Regions from separate parts of the Homo sapiens genome. Here region 2 is linked to region 1. A link is an interaction called in ENCODE POLR2A ChIA-PET data of the cell type or tissue named here. Cell type or tissue: OCI-LY7. All regions are shown on one strand.

Evidence for each region. Peaks named below come from ENCODE experiments on the same cell type or tissue, not always from the same donor. Only the 100,000 strongest peaks of a DNase experiment are listed, where the experiment ranks them.
Region 2: POLR2A ChIA-PET joins it to region 1 with 6 read pairs; 3 of 35 experiments call an interaction of 5 or more read pairs at or near these places.

Annotation. Positions count from the first base shown.
Region 1 is chr2:201,898,638-201,903,637 of GRCh38, forward strand. No RefSeq gene overlaps it. Among named protein-coding and RNA genes, the nearest start is that of CDK15, 95 kb to the left of the region's middle. RefSeq lists an enhancer at 3,103-3,826. In OCI-LY7, no CTCF peak of the experiment used is centred here; a DNase peak (open chromatin) is centred at 1,954; H3K27ac peaks cover 696 bases.
Region 2 is chr2:202,210,408-202,215,407 of GRCh38, forward strand. SUMO1 (small ubiquitin like modifier 1) reads right to left here. Exons shown (of 5, transcript NM_003352.8): 3 at 3,950-4,027; 4 at 328-399. Among named protein-coding and RNA genes, the nearest start is that of SUMO1, 26 kb to the right of the region's middle. In OCI-LY7, CTCF peaks have their summits at 1,820 and 2,046; no DNase peak of the experiment used is centred here.

The DNA.
Region 1 (5,000 bases):
GGCATAAGGTTTCCAATCTGGGGGCCTGGATGGCTTGTTACATCATTCACAGTTGGGTACTTCCTTTGAGAGAGACGGTTATGAGCTCACTTCTAGACATCTTGAGTTTGAGGTACTGGTGTGCATAAGATGATTAGAACCGCCGGCCTGGGAACAGGACGTGGAGATGGCTGTGAGTGAGTGTCATCTACACACTGATGGTCCTTGAAGTCCCCAGGATGTGACTGCCCAAGAGAACATATCTGAAGAGAGGAAGCACAAGAATTGTACCTTGGGAAAGCTCAATATTAGCTTTATTTAAGCAGTATTTAGAGCTTGGAGATGGAAGAATCAACAAAGGAGACAAAGCATTAGTGGTTAGAAATTGGTGGAAAGGGGAGGTGTTGTGCGGAGAGGGGAGGGACTAGAACCATTCTGTGTGACAGAAGTTAACAAGAGCGTTCCAAGATTGAGTAGCCTGCAGAGAAAACCACCAGGAAGGTGTGAACAAAGAAAGGCCGTGGATTTGGGAGGCTACCTGTCCTTGGTAACCTACAAGGGAGCAGCTTCCATGGCATGGTGGTCATAGAAGAGCACGATGGATTAAAGAGACAGTGACAGGTAAGAAAGCAGAATGAGGGAATATCTTTCAGAAATTGTTGCATAAAAGGATAGGAAAGATGGAGGACTCACTAGAGCACGGAAGGACTGACAGGTTTCGTGTTTTGTTTGGCATAGGAGAGATTATACATTTTTATGAGCTGAAGAAAAAAGAGAGAAAGAAGTTGAAGAATCAGTAGATAATCCAAAAATACCAGGCATGATCCCTTCTCGAGTTTTTGCCTGGCTCGTGCCTCTGCCTAGAACCCCTCTTCCAAATATCCACACAGCCAACTCCCTTGCCTACTTCAAGCCTTTGTCCAAATGTCACCGGTTGGTGAAGCCTATCCTGGCCACCCTATTTAATGGGCCACTAATTTGGAAGCCTCCTGTACACCAATCCCCCTTAACCTGCCCTATTTTTCTAAAGCATCTTATCACTTGATGTCGTGCTCCATAATAGATTTACCAATTTATGATATTTATTGTTTCTCTCTCCCCCCAGCTGGAATGTAAGTTCCATGAAGATAAGAATATGTTTTATTTTATTTTATTTATACTTTTTTGAGATGTAGTTTTGCTCTTCTCACACAGGCTGGAGTGCAATGGTGTGATCTCAGCTCACTGCAACCTCCGCCTCCCAGGTTCAAGTAATTCTCCTGCCTCAGCCTCCTAAGTAGGTGGGATTACAGATGGATGCCACCATGCCCGGCTAATTTTTGTATTTTTAGTAGAGATGGGGTTTCATCATGTTGGCCAGGCTGGTCTTGAACTCCTGACCTCAGGTGATCCACCTGCCTTTGGGTGAGCCACCACCTCCGGCCTAGGAATCTGTTTTATCCACTAGCGTATCTCAAGCACCTTGAACACTGTCTTGCATGTAGCAGAGTCTCAGTAAATGTCTTTTGAATGAATGAACTCTACCATGTTTCAACTGCAACCCAGCACACTTTTTCTCCCTTGTCCTGTTCTGTTTTGGCTTTGTTTTTTCATATATGATGTACCAGTGTATTACATTTGTTATGTTTTCTATCTCCCACAGTAGAAATCAAGCCCCACAGGAAAAATGATTTTGATATGTTCTGTTACTGATATATCCCAAGCACCTAGAATTGTGCATGACACATAGTCAGTGCTTAGGAAACACTTGTGGAATAAATGAATCAGTGAAGATTCAGAGATTGAAGGAAAGGAGATTGAGAGTCTATGTTTGCCTGGGAGAGGGTAAGAGATGCATGTCCTCTGAGACTGGAGAAGAGGTAAAGTACACAGATAAAACATAATCAAACCATTGAGCAGGTGTACAGAATCAGGAGCCAGGTGGTACACAATCAGGCATTTGTTCAAATCTGTCTCTGCCACTTACTAACTGTGTGATTTGGGGGCAAGTTACCTCCCTTCTCTGCTTTCACTTCCTCCTTTGTAAGATAGGAATGATAATAGTATCTGACTCATAGAGTTGGTGGTGAGGATTAAACGAATTAATACATTTAAAATATCTTAAAGAAGCTGGGCACGGTGGCTCATGCCTGTAATCCCAGCACCTTGAGAAGCCAAAGTGGGAGGATCACTTGAGGCCAAGAGTTTGAGACTAGCCTGGACAACATAGTGAGACCTCATCTCTACAAGAAATTAAAAAATTAGCTGGGCATGGTGGCACACGCTTGTAATCCCAGCTGCTTGGCAGGCTAAGGTGGGAGGATCGCTTGAGCCCAGGAGTTCAGAGATTGCTGTGAGCTGTGGTGGTGCCACTGGACTCTAGCCTATGTGATAGAGCAAGACCCTGTCTCAAAAAAAAATAAATAAATTGGGCCGGGCGCTGTGGCTCACGCCTGTAAGCCAGCACTTTGGGAAGTCGAGGCAGGAGGATCTCCTGAGGTCGGGAGTTCGAGACCAGCCTGGCCAACATGGTGAAACTTGGTCTCTACTAAAAATACAAAAATTAGCCAGGTGTGGTGGCACACACCTGTAATCCCAGCTACTCGGGAGGCTAAGGCACAAAAATCGCTTGAACCCAGGAAGTGGAGGTTGCAGTGAGCCAACATCACACCATTGCACTCCAGCCTGGGTGACAGAGCAAGACTCCATCTCAAAAAATAATAAGTAATAAAATATTTTAAACAGTGCCTGGCATATAGTAAGCACTATAAAAATTAGGTGGTGGTGGTGATAGTAAATGAAAAAAAAGGAACAGGGGAATTAAATATGCTAATACCCATGGGGTTTGACCTGGAAGGGAAGGCAGGAGGACAATATGGAACCAACTTAGATTTAACAGTGAGTTTGGGTTTGGGGATGACGTTGGGAGGGAAAGTCGACAACACCTGATTCTGGTTCTGTTTGTGACTGTGGCTCCATTTGGTAAGCCTGGCTAGAGCTGCAGGAACCCTGGGTTTCACTAACCTCCTACTCTGAAGAACAGATTAAAAAATGAGGATCAGAATTTTAAAATATAGATATTTTTCTCTGCAGACCAATTCCAATTCCTGAAAACTTGTATGAATAAAATAATGGCACTGATTTTTTCCGCTTTGAGATCTTTTTGGTTTTTGTTTCAGTTTTGTAGGTATTTTGTAATTTTTTTATGTTTCAATGTTTAGAGAAAGATCTAGCGGATTCGAGGCAGGAAACACAAAAGGCCAGGCTAATCACACGAACAGCGCCCACTACAATGGCTGCAATGGGCCACGCATCTCTGGAAAAGACAGTTCCCCAAAAGAGTGCCTGGGGAAGGCAGATAAAAGACCGAAGTTGGGTCATGTGACAGGTGTCACTTGAGTAACGATACTGGGGCCAGAGATAAAAGCCCACTCCTTCAGGTCACATGACCCAGCTTCATTACGCTCCCAGCAGGGGGTTACAGAGTCTGGATGCCATTTTTACTTATTTATTTATTTGTGTTTTTTCCCCTTATTCTGTGATAATGAGAAAATGTTTAAACTCCCATCTCTGTGTTTAAACATTTCTTCCTGCTGACAGCAGCGGGATACCCCTTGATCAACTGTCAGATTGGAAAGTGCAATTTTTCTGGAAAGTAAACAGCATGTTAGCTGGTTGGAAATAATTTTCTGTTTATTGGTAGCTGTTACTCTAGGAGTGATGGAGCCCTGTGACAGCACTTGTCAAGTGAAGAATAAGAAACAAGTTTGGAAATACCTTTAAGACATAGCTCTGACAATAGGGCCTTACTAGTTTTTGATAGAAATGAACTCTAAAAAAGTTAAAATGGGCAAAAAAACTTTTCCAGTGTTACCAACTCTCGGAGATCTTTCCGGCAAAACTGACAGAGAATCAAAGGCAAATTCATGGAATGCTGGAAGTGGATGGGTCCTCAGCAGGCACAAAACCCAACCCCTGTGTTTTACCACTGGGGGAACCTTGGACTCTTCTCATTAATAAGAGGAAAGCAGCCGGGCGCGGTGGTGGCTCACGCCTGTAATCCCAGCACTTTGGGAGTCTGAGGCAGGCGGATCACGAGGTCAGGAGATTGAGACCATCCTGGCTAACACGGTGAAACCCTGTCTCTATTAAAAATACAAAAAAATTAGCCGGGCATGGTGGCAGGTGCCTGTAGTCCCAGCTACTCGGGAGGCTGAGGCAGGAGAATGGCATGAACCCTGGAGGCGGAGCTGGCAGTGAGCTGAGATCGCATCACTGCACTCCAACCTGGGCAACAGAACGAGACTCCCTCTCAAAAAAAAAATAATAAAATAAAATAAAAAATAAAAGTAAAATAAAATAAAAAGAAAGCATGACAACTATCAATATGACAAATAAAAGTTTTATTTTCTTTTATGTATGAAGATGAATGCAAAAAGCTGGTGGAAGCAGTTTAAACATTTTGACCTAAGTATACTTAACAAGGTTTAATGGCACATATAGATATATACAGTTGACCTTGAACAACACAGGGATTAGAGGTGCCAAGCCCCCCACCCCCTACCCCCACTCCCCACCCTGTGTGCAGTAGAAAATCCACATGTAACTTTTTTTTTTTTCTTTTGAGACAGGATCTAGCTCTGTCACACAGGCTGGAGTGCAGTGGCACAATCATAGCTCATTGCAGCCTTAACCTCCTGGGCTTAAGCCATCCTCCCACCTCAGCCTCCCAAACAGTTAGGACTACAAGCACATGCAACTACACCTGGCTAATTTTTTAAATTTTTTGCAGAGACAGAATCTTGCTGTGTTGTCCAGGCTGGTCTTGAATTCCTGGTCTCAAGTGAGCCTCCCGCCTCGGTCTCCCAAAGTGCTAGGATTTCAGGAGTCAGCCACCACACCCGGCCCACATGTAACTTTTGACTCTTCAAAAAAAACTTACCTAATAATCATCTACTGTTGACTAGAAGACTTACCAATAAGATAAACAACCAATTAACACACATTTTATGTATGTGTTTTATACTGTATTCTTACAATAA
Region 2 (5,000 bases), 310 kb after region 1:
AAAATCCAGCCATTAATGTTACCATCACCATGAAAGTATACCAGAAATTTACCAAATTTGAGGAACATTTGTCTATCTTCAAAAAGGATGTAGCATGTGACCTATGACAATTTCAGTACTCATTTTGTTTCTACCACCCTTTTTATTGGCACTTTTAAAGGCACTATAGGGGAAGTTCAACCCAAAACATTATTTCTTCTCTCCAACAAATGATATGCCATTTAAATCAGAGAATATTCAAGAAAAGGGCAGTTTTAACACCAGTGAACCAAACTGCTCAAAGGAGAATTTAAATTTTTTCTTGACTCAGGAGAAAAGTATACTCACTTCTTTTGGAGTATGATTATCAGCAATTCTCTGACCCTCAAAGAGAAACCTGAGTGAATTCATTGGAACACCCTAAAAAGGTAAAGATAATAATAATGCATACATACACACACAAATATTAGAAAACATAATGGTAACTTTGATGCACAAAAAGCAAGCATGAAAGCCTTAGAACACTACATAGAAAATAAAATTAGACAAGCTAATTCAATCATAAATACTATATACTGTACTGAGTAGCAACTATTTGCAAGGCCCTCCCTGTACCAATTCTTTACATACATAATCATAAGTGTTAAACACAACAACCCTGGAAGGTAGGTATTACCACCTTATCTTCATGTTACAGCTAGGGAACCTAAGGCTTGGAGCTAGCCAAGAATTTAAGCCCAAACCTGTTTCTAAGCCTATGCTCTTGACCACTACTCGATTCACTTTGCCCTAAATCTGTAAGCTAGAATAAAAGATCAGATCAGAAACTGGACGTGCACCCTCACTAGCTTCCAACTATACTGGCGAAATTGGTTTTAAACAGATTACATCATAAAATTTGGTAAAGCACAAATGGCTAGCTAGCTAATCTACCATAAACCTGGATGGCATAGATAGCGCAATATTACAAAATATATTAGTATACATTTTTCTAATCACTCTTCAACAAAAATAGCTGAAAGGGGAGACGGCTCACTTGAGGTCAGGAGTTTGAGACCAGCCTGGCCAACATTATCATAAAATCTGGTAAAGCGCAAATGGCTAGCTAGCTCATCTACCATAAACCTGGATGGCACAGATAGCACCATAAATATTACAAAATATATTAGTATACATTTTTCTAATCACTCTTCAACAAAAACAGCTGAAAGGGGAGAGACGGCTCACTTGAGGTCAGGAGTTTGAGACCAGCCTGGCCAACATAATGAAACTCCATCTCTACTAAAAATACAAAAATTACGGGGCAGGCGCAGTGATTCAGCCTGTAACCCCAGCACTTTGGGAGGCCGAGGCGGGTGGGTCACTAGAGGTCAGGAGTTCAAGACCAGCCTGGCCAACATGGTGAAACCCCATCTCTACCAAAAATACAAAAATTAGCCTGGCGAGGTGGCACGCGCCTGTAATCCCAGCTACTCGGGAGGCTGAGACAGGAGAATCACTTGAACCCGGGAGGTGGAGGTTGCAGTGAGCCAAGGTCGTGTCACTGCACTCCAACCTGGGCAACAGAGGAACACCCTGTCTAAAAAAAAAAATACAAATACAAATACAAAAAAAAATACAAAAATTAGCCAGGCCTGGTGGCAGGTGCCTGTAATCCCAGCTACTCGGGAGACTGAGGCATTGGGAATCACTTGAGTCCAGGAGGTGGAGGTTGCAGTGAGCTAAGACGGCACCACTGCACTCCAGCCTAGGCGACAGAGTGAGACTCTGTCTCAAAAAAAAAAAAAAAAAAAAAATCAATTCCCTGGCCTACAGATGGGGGGCGTAGAGACTATATGAATTTTCTTCAGAGTTATGAAAATTAAATGACGATGAATCTTTTTTTTTTTTTTTTTTTGAGACAGTGTCCCACTCTGCCACCCAGGCTGGAGTGCAATGGCGTGATCTCGGCTCATTGCAACCTCCGCCTCCTGGGTTCAAACGATTCTTCTGCCTCTGCCTCCCGAGTAGCTGGGATTACAGGCGTGCACCACCATGCCTAGCTAATTTTTGTATTTTTAGTAGAGACAGGGGTTTCACCATGTTGGTCAGGCTGGTCTCGAACTCCTGACCTCATGATCCGCCTGCCTCAGCCTCCCAAAGTGCTGGGATTAGAGGCGTGAGCCACTGTGCCTGGCCAATAATGTATCTTAAATACCTATGGCACAGTACACATAATTGAGATTTCAATAAATGTTTCTTTCCCCTGATGAATTTCATCTCAATTTTAACACCCAAAGTTATTACAAATGTGAAGTAGTTGAACCCCAATTAATGTGATTTTATTAAGTTAAACAATTAAAATCTACAAAAACAGAAGAGACAAAAATGCTTATTGTTTTACTTATCCTAACACCTAGTTTCTCTTTCTTATAATAAGTTTTTTTTAATGTGAGTTACAAATTTAAACTGTTAAAAGCAAACCTTCTAAAAATGAAATCTACAGGCCGGGCACGGTGGCTTATGCCTGTAATCCCAGCACTTTGGGAGGCCAAGGCGGGCGGATCACAAGGTCAGGAGTTCGAGACCAGCCTGACCAACATAGTGAAACCCCGCCACTACTAAAAATACAAAAATTAGCCGGGCGTGGTGGTGCATGCCTGTAATCCCAGCTACTCGGGAGACTGAGGCAGGAGAATCGCTTGAACCAGGGAGTCACAGGTTGCAGTGACCTGAGATCACACCACTGCATTCCAGCCTGGGCGACAGAGTGAAGACTCCATCTCAAAGAAATAAATAAATAAATGAAAATAAAATTTACAATACCTGAGTTAATATTATGTAATATAATTCAATTTTTTTTCTTTTTTTTCTTTTTTCTTTTTTTTTTTTGAGATGGAGTCTTGCTCTGTCACCCAGGCTGAAGTGCAGTGGCATGATCTCAGCTCACTGCAACCTCTGCCTCCCAGATTCAAGTGATTCTCCTGCCTCAGCCTCCCGACTAGCTGGGAATTACAGGCATGCGCCACCATGCCTGGCTAATTTTTGTACTTTTAGTAGAGACAAGGTTTTGCCATGTTGGCCAGGCTGGTCTTGAACTCCTGCCCTCAGGTGATCCGCCCGCCTCAGCCTCCCAAAGTGCTGGGATTACAGGCATGAGCCACTGCACCCAGCCTATAATTTAATTTAAGACTGATTAAACATATATTTCTTGCTTATTAAATCATAATTTCACTTAAACTATATCTTGGTTGTCTCATATTAATTCCAATTACATTTATTTTCAAAACCTATTTTATAAGGCCAGGCCTGGTGGCTCACGCCTGTAATCCCAGCACTTTGGGAGGCCGAGGTGGGCAGATCACCTGAGGTCGGGAGTTCGAGACCAGCCTGACCAACATGGAGAAACCCCATCTCTACTAAAAATACAAAATTAGCTGGGCGTGGTAGTGCATGCCTGTAATCCCAGCTACTCGGGAGGCTGAGGCAGGAGAATCACTTGAACTTGGGAGGCGGAGGTTGCAGTGAGCAGAGATCGTGCCACTGCACTCCAGCCTGGGCAGCAAGAGCAAACTCCATCTCAAAAAAAAAAAAAAAGAGAGATAATATACTAATAATACTACTACTTAAATTTAACATATGGCTAAACACTCATGATTAGAAGTACAAAAACAATCCATAGTAATCACCAAAAAATTACTTGCCTTTTTTGCTATATATACTGGTAAGCCATCAAGACAGAAACATTCATTTGAGCTCGCTTTTACAATTCTGAGTTACTTTTCAAACTAGTTCCCATCTTACGAATTCAAACTTTAAAATGGGCCACAAGACAAAAAAAGCAGTTAAGCAGGGTACAAGAAATGATAGAGTGTTTTCCTTGAGTTGCTAATGGTGAAAATAATAAAACAGGATTTTTCTTCTGACAATCTTCTATAAAAAAAAAAAAATTAACGACAAAGCATTGTACTTAATACCAAAATGGACGAACCTGTCTTTGACAGTATGATTCTTTGAGTTTCTTGAGATGTGTTGTCATTTTCACTTTGAAGTGAATCTCACTGCTATCCTAAGGAGATAAAAAAGAAAAAAATTATCCCTCTTTGTATAAATCATTTGCTTTACTTGAACCAAACTATTTAATTACACATATAGTGCAAATAGAAACATAAACCTTGTAACCTGTATTTTTCCACCACAATATTCTTTTTAGCATTCTTAACAGGTTTTCTTAAAACAGTGTAATCATCCTCAAAGTTACTGTATACCCATTACAAAAGAAACCGAGTAAAACAAAGTTAATCAGTCTTGAGTGTTAAAATTATCAGTATAAGTAAAAGTCTAAGTAAATGCATTCCTTCATTTGCCATTCTATTGTCAAAATAAAAGATGAACTATCGCATCTTTTATTTATCCCAATAGCAACTCAAAACAAAAAGTCTGTCCCCCCAAGTGAAGTGTCACTGAAGGTGGTCGCCTAGGAGAAAAGCAGTTAATTAGATAATAATTAATTGTATAAAATTCAATTTTATACAATAAGCGACTGAGAAATTTATTCCTGCCATAAAAAATCACCACATGGGGCTGAGCGCAGTGGCTCATGCCTGTAATCCCAGCAATTTGGGAGACCAAGGCAGGCGGATCACAAGGTCAGGAGTTCAAGACCAGCCTGGCCAGTATAGTGAAACCCCGTCTCTACTAAAAATACAAAAATTAGCCAGGCATGGTGGCACACACCTGTAGTCCCAGCTACTCAGGAGGCTGAGGCAGAAGAATTGCTTGAACCCAGGAGGTGTAGGTTGCAGTGAGCCAAGAACACGCCACTGCACTCCAGCCTGGGAAACAGAACAGTACTCCATCTCAAAAAAAAAAAAAAAAAAAAAATCACCACATGGAATCTGGTTTCTCTCACATGAGTAAAATGAGTAAGAACCTGAGTTAGTCAAACTGATTTGTGAGACCAAAAATTATTTTATTCTGCTCAGATTGTGAAACAAACTATCAGCCAGCCAATCCTCAGAAAAAATACTGTTACTTGCATA